Linked DNA regions of Homo sapiens: region 2 is linked to region 1. A link is a contact called in ENCODE Hi-C data. All regions are on one chromosome and are shown on one strand. Each heading gives the region's core, a stretch centred on a gene start or an enhancer-like site at or near the end of the contact. The rest is flanking DNA. Distances are from core to core; before and after follow the strand shown.

Evidence for each region. Hi-C counts contacts between places; a loop is a spot of excess contacts on that map. Pooled maps may share reads with other maps.
Region 2: a map of K562 shows a loop between it and region 1 (8-fold over the local background). The contact joins two enhancer-like sites. A Hi-C loop is called at or near these places in 4 of 168 maps with a recorded cell type or tissue (GM12878, IMR-90, K562 and 1 more), 13 of 37 single-sample maps with no recorded cell type and 16 of 50 pooled maps.

Annotation. Positions count from the first base shown.
Region 1 is chr4:141,152,782-141,156,717 of GRCh38, forward strand. It overlaps a transcript of RNF150 not described here. Among named protein-coding and RNA genes, the nearest start is that of RNF150, 21 kb to the left of the region's middle. Within about 2 kb of position 1,616, at least 2 of the 41 ENCODE cell types and tissues checked have a DNase peak (open chromatin) inside an H3K27ac peak, as active enhancers do.
Region 2 is chr4:142,127,262-142,130,858 of GRCh38, forward strand. All of the region lies in intron 18 of INPP4B (inositol polyphosphate-4-phosphatase type II B), which reads right to left. Among named protein-coding and RNA genes, the nearest start is that of IL15, 490 kb to the left of the region's middle. Within about 2 kb of position 1,475, at least 7 of the 41 ENCODE cell types and tissues checked have a DNase peak (open chromatin) inside an H3K27ac peak, as active enhancers do.

The sequences.
Region 1 (3,936 bases), core at 366-2,865:
ATCATATAATGGGAAGAATACTAAATTAGCCTTTGAAAGCAATTATAGGCAGTGTTTTTATAAATTTTACTTTAATTTCTGGGATACATGTGCAGAATATGCAGGTTTTTTACATATGTAAATGTGTGTCATGGTGGTTTGCTGCACCTATCAACCCATTACCTAGGTATTAAGCCCCACATGCATTAGCTATTTGTCCTGATGCTGGCAGTGTTTTTGAGTTACCAGAAGGGTATTCCCAGGAATCATTCGCAACATCTTAATTATGCACTTTGCTTGCAATACACATAATTTTTTTCTTCTCCTGTCTCAGACTGAGAAAAATTTTTAATTCTTTCAAGTGCTGGGAGTATATTGTCATTAAAGATGTCAGAGCACTTTCTAGAGAAGTTGTTGGGGAGGGAGGGTTAATACAGTGTTGTGGACTGAGTTGTGTTCCCCAAAAATTCATTTATTGATTCGTTTATTGAAGTCCTAACTCCCAGTACCACAGATGGTGACTGTGTTTGGAGAAAGGGTTTTTAAAGAGGTAATGAAGTTAAAATGAGGTCATTAAGGTGGGTCTTAATCCAGTTTCGCTGATGTCCCTAAAGAAAGAGTAAGTCTGGACACAGATGGGTAAGAGGAAGACCATGTCAAGACACAGGGAAAGATGGCCATCTACAAGCCAAGGGGAGGGGCCTCAGAAGAAACCAACCCTGCTGACACCTTGATCTTGAACTTCAAGCTCTTAGAATTGTGAGAAAATAAATTTCTGTTGTCTAAAGACACCCAGTCTGTGGTAATTTGTTATGGCAGCCCTGTGTACTAACCCACACAGTAAAGAAATAATGGTAAAACATCTTCAGATGAGCATTCACCTATCCAAAGAGAAAGAGGATAGTGAGTGGGTAGATGATATAGTAGGTTTCAAATGGTCCAGAAGGATATAAAGTTTCCATTACATATTTTTCTATTTGTTTCCCAACTAGATTGTGGGACCACAGAGAGTAGAAATGATGTCTAACCTGTCTTTGAAACTTTTTCTCATAGGTGTTCATGTATGCCTACAGGATTGATCCATAGTGAATAGAGGAGGTATGCAGCAGTGAGCATACACCACAGTGTAATGTATGGCTAAGAGAGCAGGCTCTCGAGTTAGTTTGCTGAGATTGAATCCCAGATATGCCACTTATTAGTTGTCTGCTTTGGGACAAATTTCTCCATCTCTCTGTGCCTCAGTTTTTTCATGTGTAAAACAGATAATCATTATACTTATCTCATCAGTTTGCTGTGAGTACTAAATGAGTCCATATATGTATAAGCACTTAGAATAGTTCCAGGTACATAAATGGCACTCAGTAAGACTTTGCTATTAGACACATCATTTTAAGACTGCCCACAGAGTAAACAACAGGAGGAGCTCTGCTGTAATAGTTGACATAAAGCAGAAAGACTCTGTGTCCAGTTGATAGTACTATCAGTTCCTTGGCCAATTTCCAACTTACGTTCTTCCCACGTAAGTAGCCAGATCCTCCCCACTCTGGTGAAAGGAATTGGCTCTTATAAAACTAATGAGGAACATCACAGGCCTGCATAATGAAAGAGGTCATTCTGTCCTTCCTTAGCGTGCCTGTGTGGCACAATGCTATTAAGTTAGAGGGGCTGTTAGGCAAGCACTTCTCACAATTTGTTGGGTAATGACTCTATTTGGATCAGTGGGCTAAATGCTGGGGGGCTGGGGAAGAGTTGAGAAGAGTCAGAGAACACACACACTCGAGAACAAGTGGAGGCCAATTTCTCTGCCTTGGCTGAACACCTTGCAATTCTGGTGTGTTTCTAGAGAGATAGAATATGCCCCTGTGCAACACATCTGAAAACTTAAGCAGCTATACTTAAAATGCAGACCACATATTTGAGTGCAAAAAGAACATAAATTAACAGCTGAATTTAACTTAAAGAAATCGTATCATGAGAAGGTAAGCTCTCAGGAAGGTTTGAAGGATGAAAGAACACAAATTGGTAGAGATGAGGAAAAGAGAGAAACCATTATTCAACAACAACCTATGTTTCAGATGCAGTGTCTCATTTAGTTTTATCAGTAACCCTAAAGATGGGTAGAGGTAATTACCTTCATGCCTGACTCATAATGATAGGAGACAGGCATTTTAGAAATATGCCTATTCACTAAAATAAATGCTTGGTGATGTCATCCTTCGTCAGAGTCAGATATTTTACCATTAGCTCCTTCTTCATAAACAATCCTCTTTTGTCCGTCAACTTAAAATTGTGAGATCTATACATTTGGAGAGGAGAGCTTTATGTTTTATTTTATTTTATTTTGAGACAGAGTCATGCCCTGTCACCCAGACTGGAGTGCAGTGGCGCGATCTTGGCTCACTGCAACCTCTGCCTTCTGGGTTCAAACAATTCTCCTGCCTCAGCCTCCTGAGTAACTGGAACTACAGGCATGCACCACCACACCCGGCTGATTTTTTTTTTTTTTTTTTGTATTTTTAGTAGAGGCAGGTTTCACTATGTTGGCCAGGCTGGCCTTGAACTCCTGACCTCAGATGATCCACCCGCCTCGGCCTCCCAAAATGCTGGGATTACAGGCGTGAGCCACTACGACCGGCCGAGAGCTTTATTCCTTAAAAAGAGTTGCAGCCTGCAAGCCGGCCATCCTACAGGCCGAGAAGCATAGATTCTGGCAGAAACTGAAAGTGGGCACTTTGAAGGAGGAAGGGTGAGACAGGAATTTATGCTGAATGGGTTGGATAAGTATACATATTAAACAGGGTATAGCAGGACTAGGAATAATCACAAAATTGGGTATGCAAGTATGAGTAGTAAGCAAACATGAATGTTATATACATCCCATTTTCACTTTGGGGTGGAGACAACATTTAAATGCATCAAAATTTGGCTGTATATGTCAAAAGGTGAAATGGAGGACACAAAGACATGCAGTGCCCAGTCCTGTAAACAGCCAGAACGAGTCCATGGTGCGTGGTCTCTCACCAGCCAGGAATGCTGGTCAATTGTTGTGCCGAAACCACAAAAACGAAGGGGAGTCTGGTTGCAGTATCAGGCAGTTGTTTGAAATCAGTAGCAGAGCAAGTCTTTCAAAAGGACAGGTTTCTGTTTAACTCTTAGGAAAGAAAAGTCTGGTGGTTAGTGAGGGAGGAGGAAAAAGTAGGTGAGCCTGACCTTCCATCCCATCATGGCTGGAAGGAGGAGGAAAAAGGAGGCAACATGGACCTTCCATCCCATCATGGCTGGAAGGAGGAGGAAAAAGGAGGCAACATGGACCTTCCATCCCATCATGGCTGGAAGGAGGAGGAAAAAGGAGGCAACATGGACCTTCCATCCCATCATGGCTGGAAACCCTGTTTCTAAGCTTTCTCTGAGGTCCCCTTGGCCAAGAGAGTGTCCATTTAGTCAGTTGGGGAGCTGAACATTTTATTTTTATTTCTCATGTCTAAATTCTATTGTTGCATGCATATGAAGATTATAGTATATTTATTTATTTATTTCTGAGACAGGGTCTTACTCTGTCATCCAGGTTGAAGTGCAGTGGTGCAATCATAGCTCACTGCAGCCTTGATCTCCTGTGCTCAAGCCATCCTCCTGCCTCATCCTCCTGAGTAGGAGGGACTACAGGCATGTGCCACAACACCTGACTGATTTTTTGACATTATTTTAGAGACGAGGTCTTTCTATGTGTCCAGGCTGGTCTTGAATGACCGAGCTTAGGTGATCTTCCTATCTCAGCCTCCCAAGTAGCTGGGACTACAGGCATGAGTCACTGCTCCTGGCTGATATTATATTTAATTAAAAATATTTGTGCAGGCCAGGCACAGTGGCTCACACCTGTAATCCCAGCACTTTGGGAGGCTGAGGTGGGCAGATCGCCTGAGATCAGGAGTTTGAGACCAGCCTGACCAATATGGCAAA
Region 2 (3,597 bases), core at 225-2,724, 970 kb after region 1:
ATTTAAAAAATAACTTAAGTGACCACATTTGTTTTCTTGCAAGACATTAAGTGACAATTCTAATTAAATATTTGTTTCTCTAAAAAGTATTTAAAGGAGAAAACTTTGCAGATTGTCTCATTAGCATAAGGATAGTTGCTTTATTCACTTCCATCTTCACTTATTTAACCAGTTGATTCTTAATTATAAATTACAATCAGATGACAAAAAAAACAACACCAAAACAAGTCTGGTTTCCAGTTTCACTAGATTGGAAGTGGAAACCCAGGATAAAAGGAACACACAACATTCTAAACCTAGGAACAGTGTTACATACTTCTGATACTAACAATATTCCAGTGTCTCTATTTTGCATAATTATATATACTTTTTATGGCTAAAATATCAGGACAATGACAATATCGGAAAGCATTAATTATGAATGAGAAAATTACAAGTTTGTGAGCAAGGTAATATGTCTTTAAAATAGTAGTAAGCCTTCTATGGAGGAACATAAGTGAAAAAGCTAAAAATACATTTTTTTTCTAGAAAAGAAACAATTTAAGTTGAGCAGATAATGGAAAATTGTACTGGAAAATTCCAATGCCAATGACTCCAGGTTTTCTTCTCTGTTAATATGCAGTCAGTGTAAATCTCAGGTTCTGAAATAAACACAGTGGCTACGACAGGCCAAAGCAAAGCCAAAGTCAGTTCATAAATGGCCTTTTTGCTCCAATGAACATCCCAAATCATTCTCACAAAGGAAAAATAAATGCTTTAGTCTTTTGCTTTAAAATATGTTTTGGGGAAAATTAAAAAAAACCCAAGCTTCAGCTCTTGACAGTTTTCAGACTTGTCACTTGCCCCTCACCTTTATGTCTCTCTATACCTTACAGTTTACATGGTGTTTATTTGGTCCTCCTGATAAAGATGAAGGTAGTATTCATTCATATATAAATATATATATGTGTGTGTGTGTGTGTATGTATATACACATATATATACGTGTGTGCACACACACATACACACAATCTTAGTTGAAACTTGAAAAAACTAAACTCAGAAGAGTGGATGTGTGTATTTCAGGATTTCGTACTTTTATACACACACACACACACACACACACACACACACACACATACACACACATACCTTTTTTATAAACCTAGTGAAGCTGGGGAGCTAAGGGTGCCCCACAATATAGTCACTGCCCCACTATCTCTGCCCTGAGCCAACTAGCCTCGCAGGCACTAAGTGTGATTTTATTCCCTGGGCTCCTTTCCATGACAGAGGGAAACACTAAGTGAATGTTTTAGTGTGTCTATAAGAACTTGCTGAGACTCCTTAACCCTGAGACCAACAAGAATCTTTCCTCGGGAAAACATAAAATGCATGTGGCTTAGCTGAGCTTTTCCTGAGCTTTGTGAAGTGTGTTGGGAGCCATCCAAGCACAGCCTCTGTTTTCCAGCCCTCTACTTGCTTCTCCGGCATATTCAAGGGAAGCTCACTGAAGGATTCAGAGAACGGCTGCTGGGTGCCCCCCTCACCTCCTCCACACATCATCTATTTCCTGTGCAGGATGTTCATGTCCTCTGAGCTCAATCACTCTTATGTTACTCAGGAGAAAAATAAAAGAGCCAAATATCAACCAACTGTAGCAGAGCATCATGCTTTCTTCACAATTTCTGAGCCATTCTCTTCTCAGGTGCTTGGTCTTCTTTGCTCATTTAAAATAATTAACTTCACAAAAGCTTGTAGCTATTGTTATTTCCGTTATCGCAACCTTTCAGACACAGAAAAAAGGAAAAGTAAAAAGATTGCACATGCATTAAACTTTATGCAAAGAGATAACAGAAGAAATGAGCCAGCTCTTAGGATTCTCTTAAGGTAACAAGATGATGAACTGTGAAGCCAAGCAATTAGAATGGCCATTAAGGGGGGCAATAAAATTCCCAAGGTCATGAAGTGAACACAGACCAAACTTACAGCCAGTAGGGGTTTTCATCTATGCCTGAACCCCAGGTAGTACAGAAATGGTGACCGGTTCATGGTTGGGGGCTTGTTATTTCCTGCTTATAAAATTTTTGTTGATTTTGAAGGGCCTATGCCTTACATCAACCCAAATAAGGGTACCTATGTGCCTCTGTGAGTGAAGTTCTTGTCTTTCAGGCACAATTTTGCAGTGTGAACATTAATAATGTGAAGGGATCAACTAATAATAAGGTTTCTTCTGCAGACACTTTATAGGTAAATTCCTTTGTATGGGCATAATACACGTCGCCAACTTTGGTCATAGACCCTAGACATCTGCCCATAGGAGGCCTCTAAATACCTGGACATATCCTAGGGGCACAGGGCCTAGAAACTAGGCTAATTCCAGACAATAGAAGAGTAATCAGGAAAAGAAAAGCACCTGTGGAAACTTGGCTGCTTCGAATGTTTTCCAGGCCACTCAGAATGTCCTTCTCCAACCAAGCCTTCCTGACCCTCTTCCTGTCTTTATAATCTACTGCCTGTCTCTGATACAGGAATTGAGAAATCTATTTTTATTTTTCTTCTTTTAATAAATGCTAATGTGTCTTTCTTATATCATTGCTCCCCCCCTCCTTTTTCATGACATCATGAGAAATGGACTCATTCATTGGACAAAGATAGTGTCTTCTATGTGAGGTGCTGTGGGTGATACTAATATTTTTAACTCATGCCCCCTCCTTCAAGGAGCTAAAATTGAGAAGGAAAGGTAAGAAGTACAAAGGAATACCTACAGTATAAGGTGGTATGATAACAGCTACAAAAGTTGGGACAGTGACCAAACGAGTTTTAGAAGAGAGAGAGTTTAGAGGCAAGAGAGTTCATCTCTGGTGAGAAGACTGTGTTCACTCATGGCTGTGGCATTTACTGCAAACTTAAAGGAAGTCACATGTGGAAAGTGCCCAGGGAAGTCTGCCTGGACTGCAGGTAGTAGACACCCACAGTGAGGCTTTGTAGGAATAGAGACTGAGAGGAGTGTTTGGTTTTGTAATGACAAATCTAATAAATAGATGCATAAACTGACCAAAGGGAGAAACAGGGGGTACTGGAAGAGAGGAAATAAATGACTGAGATCACTCAGTGATTTGGAGAAGGCAGGAATAAAACAGAAGTAAATGTTAAGCTGAAGCCATGGAATAAAACCAATGGGAGTCTAGGTATAGGCAGTCACCATGGTAGGGATAGGGAATGGAGGTCGATAGGGGTGGGGATAAAGGACGGCGCAGAGGATATGTGAACAGGGCAAGAGCTAAGAAGCAAGGCCACATCAGAAACAATGTGTATCAGACAGGGTGAATGAAGAAACAAGGTTTATATTAACCCTGAGAGGAAGGTAGCATGTGAATGTACTTTCCCTTGCCTCTATCTCAGGGCAGCCTCAAAGGCCCTAAGGACATTCACATAAAGAACAAACATGTATCTTAAAATGTAATCAGTGTAATGTCCACTGAACTATGATCCAAGGTAAATGACTGATCTTAGCACCTTCCACATGTATGAGAAATAACTGTACTGCTCAACCCAAGACAAATGGCTATGACAAGAACAAAGGCAACCTTCCCTCATGTCCAGGGAACCTTGTTTGTT